Regions from separate parts of the Mus musculus genome. Here region 2 is linked to region 1. The links are chromatin loops, found by intact Hi-C in ENCODE. Cell type or tissue: left cerebral cortex. All regions are shown on one strand. Links, peaks and the distances in the headings refer to the core of each region. The heading gives the core; the rest is flanking DNA. Region 1 overlaps Zbtb20 (zinc finger and BTB domain containing 20). Region 2 overlaps Lsamp (limbic system-associated membrane protein).

The links. A loop is a pair of places that touch in the nucleus more often than their neighbours do. Peaks named below come from ENCODE experiments on the same cell type or tissue, not always from the same donor. Only the 100,000 strongest peaks of a DNase experiment are listed, where the experiment ranks them.
Region 2: it touches region 1 in a loop (6-fold over the local background); 15 of 42 quality-filtered maps call a loop at or near these places.

What each region holds. Positions count from the first base shown.
Region 1 is chr16:42,917,458-42,927,110 of GRCm38, forward strand. The region is part of intron 1 of Zbtb20 (zinc finger and BTB domain containing 20); the gene reads left to right. Among named protein-coding and RNA genes, the nearest start is that of Gm19522, 10 kb to the left of the region's middle. In left cerebral cortex, for the core only: no CTCF peak of the experiment used is centred there; no DNase peak of the experiment used is centred there.
Region 2 is chr16:42,174,031-42,183,683 of GRCm38, forward strand. It overlaps Lsamp (limbic system-associated membrane protein), which reads left to right. Exons shown (of 7, transcript NM_001347236.1): 7 at 115-7,649. The coding sequence ends at 212. Among named protein-coding and RNA genes, the nearest start is that of Mir6540, 120 kb to the right of the region's middle. In left cerebral cortex, for the core only: no CTCF peak of the experiment used is centred there; a DNase peak (open chromatin) is centred at 5,067.

The DNA of each region.
Region 1 (9,653 bases), core at 2,917-7,916:
TGCATAATAATCACCTTACAGTATTTCTTAAATTTTAGTTATCCAAGCTCCATCACCAGTAATTGGTCAATGAAACTCAGGAATCCTGCATTGTAGCTGGTCCAATCAATTGAGAAAATATTAGTTGACTTTTATGTCATCTACATATAGTCTCAGATGTATCACAATCAGCAAGTGAGTTTTCATATGCATGGATTCCAAAGTCACATGTATCTTATAAAAGCTACTCCATCAGTTTTTATTGCAAACTGTGAGAATGACTGCTTTTTATTTTTTTAAGGTCTAATGTTACAATATGTTTATCCTTGCATCCAAATTCAACTTCATCAATCATATGATTCCTTAAGTAAATACAGCTGTATTTTACATGTGAAAGGCTAGTCAGTACTGCCATATATTAAAAGTTTAGTCTTGTCTTATAACCAAAACTTACGGAAGAAGGACAATACTTTTTGTTTTTCACACAGGTTACTTAATTTATCTTTACCTACAAGTCTGCATGTACAGTGATAGTCTGTCTGTGCTTCAGATGAAAACCCCTGTGTAGAATCCATTGTGACATTAGTTGACAGCTGTGTACACCAAAGTTGAGATTCAGGGTCTGTGTTTTTTTCACTACATTATATTATTTTCCCCAAATCTAATGAACCTTTATCAAATTCTCATTATGTTAAGTGGTAGTATCTAATTTTGGGAGGCATAAATGTGTGTGAGCCACTTGATATAATAGTTATTAATTAAATCATGTTAATGGAAAGAAATTCTTACTTTTCCATTGAAAATGATTTCTGGATGGAGGTAGAAATAAAATACCAACAATCAAAAGGAGCCTACATAGTTCTTCTAACTATAGTCATTGAATTCTTAAGTAGCTTTACTTATGGGATTATGAGGTATTTCCTACAAGAGAAGAAAACTAGGCTTGTAATGGTTAAGTGACTCATACATGATTGCATATTTAGTAAGGGGCAGAGCTTAGGTTAAATACGGATTCAGTCTAACATTGATAGCAAAGTTAGTTCTCTTACTATATTATCAGTGACTTTAAGTGTACTCTTTACAATCATAGTATACCCCAGAATCAAAAGGTGTCACATTTGTTAACCACAAGTCACAAAGTGCTAATAAGCTTTGTAGGATATAAGTTTATTTCTAATGCATGTCGAGTAGTCACAGTGTAAAGAAACTATGGTCTGTGTCATCTATGTTTGAAAATAACCATGATCTTATAAATCAAGATACATATATAGTTTGGGAAAGTTTTGATGACAACTTAATTCATATATTAAACATGTATGTATGTATGTATGTATGTATGTATGTATCCAGATGTAGTAACAGGAGAATGTAATCCTTTCTTTAGAAGAACTTCAATTTTGGGGATTTGGATTACATTTGAAATTCTAAGAGTGACCTTTTCCCAAATTACACTCTTTTAGGTGGTCATCTTGGGAAGAATGAAGGGTAGATCTTAAAATTAAGAAGTTTACCTACTCTTTTTTCAAATATAGAAATTAAAACATGATTTTGTAGAAAGTCAAATTTAGTAAGGGAGTATGAAATGGAAAATTTTGTCAGTAATTTATTTAAGCTCCACAGGGAAAATTCTGTAGGCTCTTTGAATATCCTAAATTTATTTTGATTTGAGACCAGCTTAAAGGGCATGTCTATCTTAAAACAGTTCTCCATTTTTCTGAGGAAAATTCCACAGGAGCTAGTAGTGGGAGGTAGTATACCAACAGTGACCCTGTTGGGGCCAAATAAGCACTTTGACATAACTCACTCCTTCCCGATCTTGAGGCCAGCGTGTGTCCTGGCTACTGGGCATGTTCAATTTTGACAGCTAATTTTATGTCTTTGCAAACACAGAAAGTCAGAAAACTCAATGGGGAGGGGAAGGTGTGACTGGTATTATGTAGATGAGGTTTTGGCTCGGAGTAAAACGTGAAAACATCTAGCCAGTATAGGCATATGGGAAGCAACTGGTTAGCCTTGCTTTGCAGGTTAGGAAGGAGAAGCCTGCATGGGTAAAATGACTAGTTACAGCTACACATGTGTTTTCAGGGTTGAGACTTGTACTGGAGCTATTTCTTCAGTGAGAACATTGCCTGGCTTGGTGCCTCTATTGATGAAGAAACTCTAACATCTCTGCAGCCTGTTTCCTCCCTCCTCTTTTCTTGCTGTTGCTGTAATATCTGAAAATTATTTTCGTGATAGTTTCAGGCTTAGGTAGACTGTCAGGTAAATTTTGAGCATGAAGGATGTTTAGAACAAGCTGATCTGTAAGGCCAGTGTGCATCCTTTTAAGCATGTGTATCTTTTATTCAGACCATATATGTAACAATCATGGGGTTAGAAATAGACATGGTGTCGAATAAGTAGAGATTGTGCTCATGGCAGAGCTCTAAATATGGAAATTGTAGTGAACATACAAGGTTTTAAAAACAGCTTCATAATCATATTACATGGAATTAGAGTAGATACATTAATTAGAACTTTAGTCTTTGAAAGGTTTATAACTTCCTTAGATATCTCCTCTGCTTGAGCCTTGTGGGAAAATTTCACCTTGGTTCCCATCTTACCTGTTGAGGTCATATCTATTAGTCAGCTTCTCACTGTTACAGTAAATAGAAAATCTGTGGATGGTGCAGTGTGTGGGCAGTAGCTTCACTTTTCCTTATAATGCCGCCTTACTGGTTTCTCTGTGCCAACTGAAACCACAACCTGAGTTTGACTTGGTCACCGGAAGCTAACCCAGTAACTGCATAGAAGAACTCAGAGGGAATGTCATCATATTCAACATGGTTTGCACACACTGCAGTAGAGTTTCCAGTCCTCTAAACTTTGGTTAGTGAATGTTTGAGTTGTTACCAAACATGAATGCAGATCAGGTAGATGGTTCTCATATTGACATACCCACAGCCATCAGAGCCTTGGATTCTATTCTAAGAATTGAAATTAATTGAGTTCAAAAACAGCCATACATTTGATTCACAAATGTGTCCTATTTGCCAATAGCACCTAGTTTCCTTATAGGTAGGGCCTGCTGACAAGTTTGTGTTTTCATATCTCAGCTATGGAGTCAGTCAGTCTCAGTGGCCTGAGGAGGCCAGTGGTGAGGGCCTGCGGCTTTGTTAGAAGCGGAGCACAGGCTTCTCACCTCCCATTTAAATTCACACCAATTGGCAGGAAGTTAAGTGTGGTTCTGTAAGAAATGGAGAATGCTTAAGCCAGAAGGAGCTAAAGTAACTAAATGACATCTTCCAAGGATTCTACGTATTTCCCACAGTTCTCATCTAGACTTCATCTTTATCAAGTTTTCAAAATAAAAGATGAAGTTGACCGCCTTAAGGAGACAGTAGCCTTAGCCTACAAACTCTAAAATTATAGGTGGTGCAGTTTGGATATTCTTGGGGACAGATAAATATGCTCTTATCTACTACAAATTAATTATTTAGTTAAAATTCTCTAGAAAAATAAGTACTGATCCCCAACAAGTTATTTAGGACATAAAAAAAGAGGTAGCAGTTCAAAATTTTCCTTATCCTGTTTTTAAAATTATGAACATAGATTTGCATGAGAGGGAGAGATTTGGTTAATTGCCATTTAAATATGCAGCTCCAGGTTTGTGGGCATCTCTGTGAGCCAGGATACAAAGACCATAGAAAAAGATTCTTGTTTGGAAATTACATTTCATGTGGCTAAAAACACTAAAGGAGTTTCTTGTTATAATAAGGTGAAAGTGGTTACCAAAGAAACAAAAGTTTCTTATCGCTTGGCCTGAGGCAAATGTGGCATATTAAGCTTAAAATGAATTCTTGTCTCAGGAGTGCACACAACTCTTATTAATGTCTTAGAAATTATGCATACATAGGAGAAAAGGAATAGCACTTTCAAGATACATTTGAGAAAGCATCTATTGGGGTCCAGATGCTGTCTAATACGTAATGTGGATACTTAAGCCTCAGTCAGATTTTGCTGTTTTTACCTCTCTTACTGGGGCTTCACATTGTGCAGAACGACTTGTTTTTGTCTTGAAAGGGCCTTTCTCTTCATGATAGTCAGGTTCCCGGGTGTCCTGAAAGAGTTAATGTAGTTTCCAAGAGTGCCCAACTTCCTTCCAGGGAGTAGTGAGTGCATGTGAGCTAGTCTGGCTCCAGGATATGTGTTCACATCCCAAAACCAATTTGGCACAACTTGAAATGTCTGCTAGGCAGAGGATTCAGTGTTGTTAGGCCACGCAATTAGTGCTTTATTTCATGAGCACCAAATTCACCCAATAGTGTTTTGTTGTAAAGAAGAGCCTGAAATTCACAATAACGGGTTTCATTTATCAGAGCCATATGGGACTCACCATCTTTGGATATATTTGTAAGGCTTTCACAAAGAAGAATCCTGAGGCATCTCAGATTTCACGGATTGGAGGGCAATCTGGATGAGGATCGTTTGTTTGGAAATGATGAACTGTCCTTTCATATGTAGCCTCCAATTTCAGTAATCCTTGAGAAGATCCAAAAAGCCAGGAAAGAGTTAAGTAAGCCTCAGCTTATTAGCTTTATTGGACAATAAAGACCATGGTTTTTATTCTTAGGTCTGGTTCAAATGCCAAGTGCACCTTTGATGTTAAAATTTGGCCACCTAATCTCTAGTTTGTGATGTGGCCTGTATGAGAGGGAAGGTGGGTTCGAAGCCTCAACATTTTTTTTTTTGTCACTTTCTGCTAGTCGGTCTTGGTCATATGTCAGTGGGTTGCCGGGAAGCTCTGAGTAAAATAGTGAACTGAAAATTTAACCATGGTACTTTTGATAGCTGATAATTCAACATTATTTCTGTGCTGCCTCTTTTCCCTGTGATCTTTAAGGGGGTGATGCAAGATGTTCCCAAAAAGTGCTAATATAAATTGATTTTTAAATAAGTTTCTTTGTTAGTAGTCTATAAACTTAGATATTTCTCATAAGATATTTCTTCTGTGATTCACTTGGCTAATACTTTTTTTTTAAGTTCCTTATTTTACTTGGCTATTGATGACTTATAAACTAATGTTTAATCATTCGTTAAATATAAATGCTTTTGAAATATAAAGTACTATTGTGTAATAATGACAACCATTAATTTTTTTATAATATTTTCAGACTTTTGAATGTTGGTTCTGTAGGTTTATTTATTTGTTGTTTGGGAGCTCTTGGTGCTGCCTTATAAATCTGGCTAAATTTGAATCTGTGCAGGTAGTTAGTAGCACTGTGACAGATGCTGTTGCCTGTATGAAACTCATATAAACTTCATAAGGGTGCTGATTTCAACCTTTAGATATGATATTGGCATTCACTTGAAATAACTTTTGTTCATTTTCAATATTATTTTATTGCACTTGCTTTTACTTTACTATTATTGAATTTATACTGAATACTTAAACACTTCACTGGTTAACAGTCTTTTTATTGGTATGTTTTAGATTTCCCAGAGAATGGTCACTGCTTTTTTTTTTTTTCAGTTATAAGCATGTTGAATAACTCAACTTTAATAAAATTTAGCATGCTCTTTATAAAAATTTCAACTCTACATTGATACTAATATACATTTTAAATACTACTTTATAAGGAGCAAGATATCTGTTCCTTTCCATTTCTTTGCTAATGTGCATTATACTGGGCAAGAACAGTACTTAGATATTTCTGACATAGCACATCTGGAGTGGGTACACATGTGCTGCTATAGGGTGTTTATTCATGCTAGGCTATGAGACTGCTGAACAATAGGTAGAAAATTGGAATTACAGAATTAAACTATAACTGCTGAAATCAACTTGAGCATTAATTGTGCTAGGTGGTTGACTGTCTTATGATCTCTCCCTTTCTCTGTTTCATTCTTAGTCAGATGTTCTCAATTTAATACCTATAATCAATGGTTAAAATTCTTAAAATTAAGCTTTATTGTTTTCTTATTTCAACAAATAATAAGTATTGTGACCAAAGCAGACAGAATTTTTCTCACTCAAAATTTTATTCTGAACTAAAAATGAACTCTTTTTGCTGATGCTTTACATGTTATATAAGGAATTCTGAAATATTTCCTTTGTGAAAGCAATGCAGGATTTGGGATAATAGTTGTCAGCAGCATCAAGGAGTTAAAAATGGTACTGACACTCAGGTTAGAAAATGTAGCTCTAGATAAATGGTCTTTGAGTGGACTTTGGATTCACTAATGAAGTATAGGCTGTGAGGAGAAGAGAGAGAAGATAGGCAGATGGGGCAAACACAGAAATGTAGATGTAGTTGTGATAATCAGAGATGCAGTCCTAGTGACTCTTCCTGATGACACAGGATGGAGGAAGAGGAGGGCAGTAGTGGATGGAGTGTATGTGTAGATGATAACATATTTGGATGCTGAGAAGACAGTGCTAAGCAAAATGGTTCTTTGTTGTTTGATGTCTGTAGTGGCCCAGCTTTCTGCATTTGATTGAGGTTCTCGGGTAGAGTTGGGTGGCTCTTGTAAATAGTGTTTATCATATACATAGGATCACAGGTCATTTGTATTACATAAAAATTTTATTTGCTTGTGATGACTTTTTGAGCCTAAGGTATAGTAGGTTTTTGTTCATATTTTATAGGCAGAATCTCTGTTGTTTTGTTCAAATGATAAGTTTGTTTACATGGGCAGATGTGTGAGGTGCATGTCCATATGGGCACATGTACGGAATGGTTACCTCTGGCTCCCAAGTCTGTTGCTTTTTTCTTCTAACTTTTGCTTTATTGCCATCCCCATCCCACTCAATAGTTTCTGGGCCGAGAAACTATTAGTTTCTGTAGCTTTATCAGTTTATGTGATTTTATTTCCTTTCGTTGTTTTGTTCTCTGAGTTTGACTTTACCTCAAGAATTAAGCCCAAATATGATGAATTTTAGTTCTCACATCCAAGGTGTTTCTATTTCTTCCTTGTCCGTTTGTCCATATGTTTGCTGATCCCTGATAGGCTGTTCAGTGAAACAGCAGTTCTCCCCCCCCCCTTGTGTGTGTGTGTGTGTGTGTGTGTGTGTGTGTGTGTGTGTGAGAGAGAGAGAGAGAGAGAGAGAGAGAGAGAGAGAGAGAGAGAGAGAGAGAGAGGGAGGGAGGAATTAGCTAATTGGTGTTAGCAGAAATATTTTCACATGTTTTATAAGCAAAGTGCAGTAAGGTATATAAATGTAGATATGATCCAGACACGCGCAAGCTCACGACTGTCACTGCTCATGCATAGGCGCTCAGAAGTAATTAATGTTAATAAGATTTTAATGTGCTTGTGAGATCATAATGAGGAGAAATGAATGCTCTGATTAGGAAAAGGTAACTGTGTGTGTGTTTTGGCTTAGAACAAGATTTCAATTTTTATAAACCGCAATTTTAGAACTTGTTTGTGATTGCATCAATTGGTTTTATTTTCAAATTAGAGGTCTGTTTAGCCATTTGAATGATTAACCAAATAAATGGGTGAAACCCTGATCATAAGGAATAGTGCAGGTTTTCATTTGTAAGGCAGTGCCACTGTGTAGTAAGGCTGTGTTGTCTTTTGCCACCTTACCAGTTTAACATCTCATAAAAACAAAAACCAAACCAAACCATACACCCTTTTCCAGAAGCCACTTGTGAGGACAATATGTAGTTTTGTAGACTGTTACCTCTCCATTCTATAGATGGCATCTATAGGATCTATAGGACCCAGAGATACAGATACCCTCCTGCCACTTGGTGGTGGGATAATTGGTTTTAGTCATATGTATGATTCTTTTCGAAGTGTTTATTTAAAAAGATACTAAATGCCCAGTGTTTTTCTTCCTAAACATAATCTTTACAAATGTTAGAGGCTTATTGCTTTTTTTTGTAAAGTATGGTATTTCAAGGTAAGCAAAGATGCTGTCTCAAAATGCACTCCAATACTACGCCGCCAGCGATGATAGACTGGCTTAAACCCAGATGTCTTAAGCACTAGGGTATTTCTTCACAATAGTGTATGAAAATGAGTATTAACAGAGATTTAGAATGCATCTGCATTTATTATTACTTTTAATGATAAGCTAATATAAATGCATTTAAGGGGCTCTGCCCCGTGGACCTTAGGAATCACATATATAGTTTATAATATAAATTATAGATAGAGCTATACCCCGGAGCTCGTGTCTCTAGCTGCATATGTATCAGAAGATGGCCTAGTCGGCCATCAGTGGAAAGAGAGGCCCATTGGTCGTTGCAAACTTTATATGCCTCAGTATAGGGGAACGCCAGGGCCAAGAAGTGGGAGTGGGTGGGTAGGGGAGTGGGTGGGGTAGGGTATGGGGGACTTTTGGGATAGCACTGGAAATGTAAATGAAGAAAATACCTAATAAAAAATATAAACATTGTTTTGAAATTTAAGAAAAAGTTTGGATCTAAATTGAGATGTACTGTAGTTGATTTTCAACTAAGTTATAGTCACAGAAGGTGTGGAGTTTTTTTTTTTTTTTATTATAGTATTTTTGCTTGGGATTTAAAAACAATAGGAAGAGGAAGTGTTAAAATTGCTTCTACCAACAACTGTGACATCTTTGCTTTTCTGACAGTTTTAAGATTTACTTTCTATTGAATTCTGAGAATGGCGATCATCTCACAAAACAGTTCTGGTAATACTGATAAGTTGAATTTTTGGATCTTATCACAGAGATGTACAATTAGTAAGTTTTCCTATTTCTCATTATGTAAAGACTTAGTTTTTTGTTTTGTTTTCTAGTGCTTACATGGTATCTTATGGTAAAATTTGTCATAGAATCAGGTACATTTCTAGGTTTTCTGTCCTAAGTTTGTTGTGTGCTGTTTTCTCATAATTGTAAATTACTATGGCTTTATAATATGTTTTAATATTTAAGGTGTTCATTCCCTTCTCCAATTCCCTCATTACTCTTCTTGTTCAGTTTTCTTGATCAGTTGTTATTCCAAATAAACACTATAATCAGCCAGAAGAACTTGTATAAAAGAAAAACAAAAATACCTTGTGAAAATTCTCATGTAATTTTAGATGTCCCTGACTTGACACAGGCACAATGATTATCTTTATGGGAGTACCATCTCTTATGCAGAAGCTGAGTTTCCTCCCATATATTTAATAACTTTTGTGTCTTTTAACTATTCTATGGTCTTTGACATAGAGATTTAAACATTTGTTATTAAGTTTCTTATATAGTCTTATGTTTTTCTCTTAACTCATTTACTTAGCTTTTTATATACTTAAAGTCCTATGAAGTGTCTTCTCTCCCATCATATTTTCTACTAGCTATGTGTTTCAACATGGAGAGACGCCTGTTTACATGTTAACTTTATGGCTTCCTACGTTACAAAATGATTTTACTTGTTTGTGGTGGCCCAGGGTAGATTTGAGGCTGATTACGGTACATAACATCTGTGAAACTATGGACAGGCTATTTTGAATGTCTAGTAATGGACATTCAAAATAGCCTGTCCATAGAACAGACGACCATCTATGAGTCACTTACAAGCAACAAAAATTTATTTGTTACAGTTTTGGAGGCTGAAAATCTAAGGCTGTAGCTAGCGTTGGCAGGTTCCAAAGAGGGCCCTCTTCCATTTTGGAGACTGCTGAATTCTCTTGTCTGCTCTCATGCCAGAAGTGAACAAACTAGCTCTTTGGGA
Region 2 (9,653 bases), core at 2,336-7,335, 740 kb before region 1:
CCAGGCCACGCCTTGCCTCCTGGCCACGCCTTGCCTCTGATGCCACCTTTATTCAACTGTCAACCCGCAGAAAATGCTCATACTCTCTCTCTCTCTCTCTCCTTTGCTCTGCAGGACCCGGGTCGGTGAGAGGAATCAACGGATCCGTCAGTCTGGCCGTACCACTGTGGCTGCTGGCAGCGTCCCTGTTCTGCCTTCTCAGCAAATGTTAATAGAATAAAAATTTAAAAATAATTACAAAAACACACAAAAATGCGTCACACAGATACAGAGAGAGAGAGAAAGAGTGCAAGATGGGGGGAGACTATTGTTTCACAAGATTGTGTGTTTATAAATGAAGGGGGAATATGAAAAATGAAGAAAATACAACACTAAAAACAGTTTTAAGATCCTTCAATAAAAATCTGAGTATAATTTAGGGTGGGAAAGCTTCTCCCCGAATATGTGTCTATCTTCTAAGCAAATGACTGCTGTGTAAAGATTCCATCATGCTAAGGACATCTGATGTTGTACAAATGAGACTATTCAAGAAGTACCAGGTGGCTATTAAGTCCCCCCACACTTTATCCTTCCTTCATCCATTTTCATCTGTGGGGAAAAAGAAGGTCTTGCCTTTGGTGTTTATATTTCCATAATCTTTTTATTCTGTTTTTCATTTGAGCTGATGTGTCGCCATTTTGGACTATCAACGGAAACCTGTGTTGAGCCTTTCTCAGGCTCCCCTGCCTGGATCATCTCTCTTAGCTTTTAAGAACATACCTTTTCCCCATCCAGTGTGTTCTATCCCCTCAGCTCACCCATTCCAAATATTCCCCTTTTCTCTACCCCCACCTCCCTTTTGCCCCAGCAACCCAGAACACGAGTCACGCCGCAAACTTTAGGAAGTACCATTTTCATCTTCTCCACTGTGCGCGTGCGTGTGCTCAAGTCTCTCGCTCTCACGTAGATGTACATGTGTGCGAGCGTGTATGTGTCTTTCTCTAAAGCATGCCAGGGGAATGGTCCATGTGTACATAGACCCATTGTGCTGTAGATACTGTCCTGCACTGTAGTTGTGAGGTGCGGCTGTCACGAGTTGCTGGGGGGGACGGGCTGGGTGGGAGGCCAGGAGCAGAATTCCTCCCCCTTTCATGGCCGTCACATGATATCCGTGTGCATTCAAAACCAAGCTGTGCTCCTTTCGAGGGCAGGACCCCATACCCCTCCTGGTCTCATTTTCAGAACCCAGCTGGGAGTCACTCAGAATATCACTGTACATGAAAGTGCCTACTATCAATGGGGTGAGCAGACAGGGAACAGACCCGTGGCCTGCATAATATCACCTAGGGGAGGAAGATGGTCGCTGATTTCACTCTCAGTGTGCAAGCCTGGAGAATCCATCAGTTTCATAGCTTTATAAAGGCTGAGCCCCACTGCAAAAAGGAGCCGTGTGTATTGAGCAAATCTCCAGAGACAAGTGGGTATCTGAATGGTGGCCCCTCCCCCACCAAGGGAAGAGGAGCCCAAGGTGACCCTAAGCAGACCTGCTTTGTCCCTTCACTAATCTTCAAGTAACACTGCATTTGCTCCATAATGCCCTTAATTGGAGATTGTTGGTCCAATAAAATATTGTGAATGAGACATAAAATAGACCCGAGTCTTCTGTAGAGGCTGCTAAACTTCTAATGCAAAGTATTGGTCATCACAAATTAGGAAATCCAGGCTTTGTTCTCCTTTATGGATTCTTATCCTTGAGTTCAAGGCCAACGCTTTATGGGCTTCCAGCCCCACTGCTGATGCGCGTGGCACCATTGCCCATAGAGGCCAGTCAATACCCCAAGCCAGGCCACTGGGGCACTGATTGCACTCACCTTCCCTACTCTGTTTAGACTTATCTCTGTGAGAGTCCTCTTCACACTAACACTGAAAGCTGAGCTATTTGCTTAACCATAAGGAAGGTCTGAGCAATGTGGGATGAGTCCAAGCAGCAGTATGAGCATTCCAAAGCCCGACATCATCACATCGCCAACAGAGTTGGCCTAGGGGACATCTTACAGGAAGGCTGCCTCTCTGCATGTGGTGGGTTATCTTTGCTAGAAAACCAGTGGCTACTTTCCCTTAAAACTGTATAGAAGCATCCAAAGTGATTCACCTTGAGAAAGGATGAAGGGTTATTGCTGAGGTCATAATGTGATGTTACCTTACAGAGCCATGGCACATCAAGTTTTCTAACCTTTGAAATGGCTGTCACATGATACAAAATGAAGGGAAAGAGGGAAGAATAGGAAGAAAAGGAAGGAGGGAGGAAAGAAGAAGGGAAGGAAGGAGGGAGGAAGGGGTAGAGGAGGAAAGGGGGGAGGGAAGAAAAAAGGAATTTGAGCAGAATTTTATATTTCTTCTAGCAATTACATCACTTTATAAATCTGTCACATCCTAGCTTCATGGTTTGCAGTTTTGACATGATCCAGAGGACAGACAGGGTTCAGGATGCAGAAAAGTATTTATGGATGATCAAGAGATAGGATGGGGATTCCTATCCAAGAGGGTAGCTAGTAATACATAGGGAAGGGGTGCCATATTCCAATATGATACATTGGCAATCAAGGATTCTCTAGAAGTTTAGTCCTCTTGTACTACAACTGAAGGATATGTGTTTGCCATGTTCAGAGCCCTCCACATCCTTAAGTAAAGTCTTAGAAGAGTACATGCTGGCCTAGATAGTGGGAATAAGGAAATGTGAGTTAATTCCGCATCATTTAGTATTAGTTTCCAAAAATGGATACCTGTGACATATCATAAGCTTTGATAATGCACCTGGCCTTCAGGGTCCCCATCCTATTATAAGGACAAGCTCTGGGGTTTTGTCAGAGGAATATCTCCTTTGGAAAGAATTCCTGGTCATTCCAATACCATATATTCTTTTTGTTTTATTATAATGGCCCATAGAGCGAACAGCTAACGATTCTTTTACAATGCGGTGTTTGCCCATAACTCCAGCAAGATCTGAGATTCTTTTTAAGAATGTCTCTCCTCTATGGAGAAAACCTAAGTCTCATCGTAGGCCGCATAGGTTTTAGAATGTTGCTACGTCACATGCAGAACTGAGAAACTGTTCTTTGGAGCAAGATTAGAATCACTATCAGGCCAGATGGCCTACACCAAGATGTCATACAATTGACAGAAAAATCCATCCACTGATCTCACTTGTTGGTAATCAAAGTACTGAATACAAACAAGTGATTGGAACAAATAGGTAGCATGGAGTGAAGGGGTTGCATCCATAAACCAGGAACACTCACGGATTCCATATCCTTTGCATACAAAGTGAAAGTTATGCCATTCATAAGACAAAACTTTAGCCTCAGCTTTCAGTTTAAAAAGTAGAAATTACCTTGACCTAGGGCAGGCCCCAAAGAAGGATAGCTTTCCTGGATTCTACAACTGCAGAACTGTCTGTTCTCCTTGCAGTTGGTGATCAAAACAACTTTGCCTCGTGAGAGGCACATTTTTCTTGTGACACTTAAAATCACTTTCTCCCAAAACAATGACAACTTATGGAAAAGTAGATGCGTTTTCTGTCTGGAAGGATTTCCCCTTAGCTCTTGTGTTCTCTTCCAAGACAGACAAATATTTTTCCCCTTACCATGAACTTTTTTGTTGTTTGTTTGTTAAATTCATTAGACAACTGAGGCTATTCAAAGAGACCTTATAACAATACTCGTGATTTTTTACGTTCTTGGAGGACCGAAACAAAAGTATGTTTCTCCTCCAAAGATGGACTTTACCTCCTCTGCCTACAGAAACTAAATTCCTCAGCGTGAAACTGCTTTTTAAGTCCTTTCTTCTCAGCCCACAGTCACAGGGTCCTCTCTGAGATGACTACCATGTGACATCTTTTATTGGCTAGTCTTCCTAAAGTTTTAATTTTGTTCTTTACAGGCTTTGGGTTCTTTGTGAAAAAAAATTATATGTGTGTGTATGTATTGTTTTAGATCTTATCGTTACAAATGATATATTTACAACAATGTATGTATTGTAGGAAAACTTTAGAATGATGGTTTAAACTTAAAAGGAAGAGAGATAATGAATTTGGTTTATTTTTTTAAAAAGTGCTAGGCTTCATTTAGAAAAATGTGGATGCCTTTCTGCCCACTTTGTTACTTTTTGTTTAAAGGAAATTTGCTTAAGAGACCACCTGCTATAGGATTAACCATGTCCTCATGTTTTTCTTTATTCTCACAGATTCTCAGCCTAGATTTAGTCTTGGTTCCCCTGTAAACTGCCAGTTTGTATAACAATGTAAGAGCAGTGTTACATTTGACCTAAAAAGCTATTAAAACTCTGAAGACAAACACACCAGAAAAAAATGTGAGATAGACCCCAAGTTAAGAAACACAAACCTACTTTAGGAAATCTTTCGTGCTTAAGTTATTAAAAATGTTTCTCCTCCAGAGACTTAGTCTGCCCAAGTGATGTAAATTCCCCATTATGGTTGACATCATATCTGTAAACATCTCACTAAATGTAAAATGAAGTTCGCATTTACGTGCACACCGGTGGGGAGGAACGTAAACCCCCCTCGTTTGCATTTAGCTCTGCTGCTCAAATGTCACCAAGTGAACCTCAAGAAGGAATTTGGTTTTGCTCCCAGTGTATAGCACATTCTTCTTGGTGAGGTGGCTGGCGTTAAGCTTAGGTTTAGATTTAGCATTCACGCCAGTGGAATGTTTATGGATATTGTAGAAAACTTATTTTTAAAATCCTGATTTCTCGTCAGCGCATTTGCATACTGTGCTGATTAATAAATTAGGCACCAATCATGTGTAAATCAATGTAAATCACTAGTTTATGTACATAATATAAACTATGTAAACTTCATTTTTCATGCAGAGCCCAAGTTCAGCTAAACCTATAAATCTTAAAGAAAAAGAAGTCAAAATAAGAAGAACAAAACCCAAAGCTCTTTGTAGGTCAGTGGACTTAGAAGCAAGCCTGACATGGTTACAAATGTGTTGCCTTAGCCAAAGGAAGCAGACACTCAGAACACTTAGACGCTCTTCTAGCCAAGGTCAGCTGGCTTTCTTTGCTCCTTCTCCCTCAGTGGAGATTCTCCAGCCTGACCCAACCAACCCTAGGCAAACGGAAAGAAAGAGGACTAGGATAGCAGGGACTCCTGGGCCTGGGTTACTGGTTTCTTGCCAGCTAATACATATTATATTGTGTCTTTATTTAAATCGCTCCAACAGATTCACCAGTACTTACATGAACAGATTATTACACACTCCCCATTTTTTGGACTGTTTTACACTTAACCAGACTCAGCAAATATCTTTGTCATCCTAATTTGAAATATGTTATATCCTTGAGAAATATTTTGCTGAATCTCCCTGTATCATTATTATCATCATCATTATTATTATTATCATCATTATCCCTGGCAGCCTTGTGGATCTACAGGCCAATGGATTAAAAGTAAGGTACAAAGTCATTTGAATGAAAATGTCACTCCCAGGTGTATCTGCTGATTTAACAGTGTCCCATAGACCTTTACTTTATTTAATCAGAACGACTGACAGACTCATCAAGAGAGATGATATGAATGTCATACCAGACTATTGTAGGAAGAGATTTCACACTGAGGCTTACATTCATCTACCAAGGACAAAGGGCATCTGTAACATGAAAGGTGTATCAGGATTGGAGCCAAGAAAATGGGGCTGTTGCTTTGGGTCTCGCCACACAAAAAGCTGTGAGATGCTGACACAGGCAAGTTAATTCCAGTTCCTGAGTTTTTAGTTTTCTCATCTGGAAAGTCAAGAATTCAAAGGACACTTCATGGTCTCTCCCACCTCTAAACCTTCTGATTCTGACTATGAATTAAAATTCATTAAATGCTGCCACCCACGAAGAGCTATTTGCTGGTCTCTGGTTTTCTCTAAACCCACCCCCCTCTGTCTCCACAACATAGCACCTTCTAGAACCACAGGGGCTCTGGACCAGTTCTGTATCTCTTTTCTGAGAAAATTTCTTAGAGATACAGAGGAAAGGCATTTTCATATTAAAGCGAGGGCACCAAAATAGCTGAGGTGGCTGCCTTGTTCGTAATATTGGGAAATGTAACAGTTGAACTGTAGCCTAATAGCCTTTCATGGGTAGGAAAATGGCCAGATCGGGCATTATGTACGTAACAAATGAGGAAGTTGCACATGTGAGAGGAAATATCAGCTTTCTCTTATCCTTGGCCAAGTGCTTCATTATGGTAAATGTGTGTCACTGGGCGTTGTCAGCTGGTCCCAAGCAAGTTCAAAAAAGGCTGTTTTGTGAAAAACAGGCAAGAGAAGGGGTTTCTTACAGACGTTTCTTGAGACTTGACTAATAAATAGACTGTGAGATTGACCAAGTGGTTACAGAGGGGCCTCTTTTTATTTTTTTATTTTTTTTAACAGCTTGAATTGGTATAGTTTAAAGCAGCCATGAGTGAAACAGGACAAAAAAGCCTATCTGGGAGGCAGGGTTAAAAGAGAGTGAGAGATGTAAAAGCTAAAACCAAATGTGAAAGTTAAGTTTCCGGAGCAGTAACGGAGGGATTGTTCTGTTGGGCCACATCCTGAGCCGACTCAGCGCAGGTCCACTTGTGAGTCCCACTCTGTCTTCACCATTCAGCTCAACACCTTGTCCGGTCACCTTTTTTTCATGAATCTTCCCAAAGAGCACAAAGAATAGGGCTCTCCTGGACACCGAGGAGCAGAGTTCACTCATCACCACCTCCGGCGTTAGGTATCACTGTTTATATGAGGATGCGCAGTGGGTTTACGGTACTCTGGACACTCTGTAAGGGGAGAGAGACCCGCCCACCCAACACCTCCCCAGTCCCATCGATCCTTCCTAGGCACAGCTTTTTGGATGGTGCTCGTGAGTCCACCCGACAGCTACATTCTTCCCAACACAACCCCCCCTGTGTAATATCTAGGCACGGTAAAAATCTGCTTCTTGCAATTGAAGAAAATCCACGGAGCTAGCTTCCTGGCGTACCACAGCAACCCTCGCCACCCGTCAGGAGCCTCTTTTGAACTCCCTTACCTAAGTCTTTGCTCTTCACCTGAGCATGAACACGGTTCATCCTGGTGAACTTCGGCCACGTTCTGCTCCATAAGTATTTGCTGGGGGGGGGGGGGGGGGGCTAAAGGGAGGAAATAAAAAGGGGAGGGAAGGATACCTCCCACTTCTCCCCAGCCCTGCTTCACCCTCCCTTTCCATTTGCTCTCCTGGAGGTTGTATAAATCCTGTTCTTGGTTAGACGTCTCCTCATTAACAGTGTTATATGCATATAAATATATATATAAAATATATTCCTTTTTTCCAGCCCTGTAGACATGAACTGATCTTCCCTTGACGATATAAAAACATGGCCATTTTCTGGTTCAGTTGATTTGTCGCTCAAGTTACTTTATTTTTGTTTATTGGGTGGATATTTTTTCCCTGAATACTAGCTCTGTGAAGGAAAGTAAAAAAGCGCAATGTGTGTAAAAAAAAATTAAAATTAAAGAAAAGCTTTTTTTTTTCTTTTTAAATGTATTTAAATTCTGGTTCTCTCTTCTGTTACTTTACACGTATGAATGCTCTGCTCTTCTGTGATCTTAAAACAAAATGAAATAAACGTGAAAAGGAGATGTGTCTTGGTTGACCTGAATCCACATGATCTTGCGGTTGGCTGCCCTGTTTCTCGAAGGCTCTGGTGAATGGCTTGGGAACCAGAGCCAATGATAGCAAACACCAAACATGGGAGAGGTAGACAAAATACTGGAAAATCGCTGCAAGCAAGGCTTTCTAACAGTGCTTCCTCTGCAGAAATGAATGCACTATTTACCATAATTGTCTTCCCTTAAGAGAAGAGGGAGAGACCCCTGATATTTTGTTTTCCTCTGTCTTCCTTTAGGGATAATGAGAAAAATATGAGTAGATTACCCAGAGGGAAGCGGCAGAGGAGGGAGGGGTCAAACAGCTCCTGAGTGAGAACTGGGGTTAGTCTTTGGGCTGTGACCTCAAGAGGGCATCTTGTCCTTTCATTAAAGTCTCCATGTCTAGAGTTCTCTTTCAGGGTTAGCTTGAATGAGACCCCCAAGTGACCTTCCAAAGTCATCTATTGTTTCTACTTATGAAAATACAGTGTGCTCTCCATCCTCAATTCAAGTGATAGTCACAGCATCTTCCCAGCATCCTTATAGCATTGCCTTGGGTCAAACAGAAGCTAGCAAGGGAAAAAGAAGAACTAGGCAGTTTACAGTTGAATAAAACCTAGGCTGGCTAATTGTTTATTGAAATGACCGAGAGAGTCCGTAGTTTGTTTTTCGGAGTTCAATCAGGTGAGAATGGATCCTAACTTTGCTCCTTCATGGGGCAATGAAGGAGTAAGCTCTTAAATGCTCAGCTCCCACAAAACGAAAAGGATCTCAGGAAAAAACAAAAACAAAAACTTGTCCTTCTGCCTTCTGGTTCAAGAAGGCAGCAGAGAGATGCAGTCTCTACATATTTAAATTTCATTTTTAAAAAAAAAATCATAAAATGTCCTCTATATTGAGTTTATCAAACTCAGGGTTAAAGATTCAGTACTCAAACAAGGATGCCTTGTTTCACACACCAGCTCGAAGTTTGGGGGGAAATGATGACCTTTAGTTGTGATCAGCTGACTGCATCGCACTGGGGGATGAGTGGTTCTGGCTGACTCTCCAGGCTCAGTAGTATGCAAGAATGACTAGAAGGACTCGGGAAAGCCTTAGCTCGGGATTTTATTATTGCAGAAGAGCACACACAGAACCAGTCAAAAGGAAGATCTGCGGAATCCTGCAGATGAAGGTACGTTGACCCTGCCCACGGTGTGAGGCACCATTCCTCTCCTCACACACGGACATATTCTCCACCAGTGAAAGTCAACTGAGTTTGGGTGTCCAAAATGTATTAAGTGTTTTGCTCCTTCTAAGAATCCATTACATATGTATGGGAGACTGCTCTCTGGACACATGCTGGAATGCAGCCTCCAACTTTCTATGGTCTAGAGGTCAGGCTGTTACTGCAACCCACAATGATACTGGCCTAATTCTAGCATGGCCATCCTCCAGATGCTCATTAAAATAAACCATCAGGTGTGCTCCAAAAGGGTCCAACATCAGTAATGAGGAAAAGAACAACTGCCTGTCACTTGAAAGACCCTAAAGACCCCAGGACCTGACAACAGGGTCCAGTCAACCTTTATTATTATTATTATTATTATTATTATTATTATTATTATTATTATCATTATTAACTTTGCACTAGCCACTTTTGCAAAAATCATTTGGAGCCTTTAAATTTTCTCAGATGATCTGAGGTTTTATTCCTTTAATCCACAGAATCATCGGGGTTTGAAAGCAAGCACCCCCTTGAATATTTGTGATCACTATAGGTTCAAAGGAAATTCTGTGATACCGCTGCCTTTACATGCACCTGTTTAAAAACAAGTTTAACACAGAGTGTGAGAACTGTGGGTTAAGAGAGTCTGTGAACCTCAACTCCTGAGGAAGGGCCTGATCTTCCACTCTTATGATCCTCTTAGACTGATGCTAAGTCTATAGTTTGAGCTTAACAATTGTCAAAGTACCATCAAATATTGTTCAGTTCCTCCCACAAAGTTGGTACCT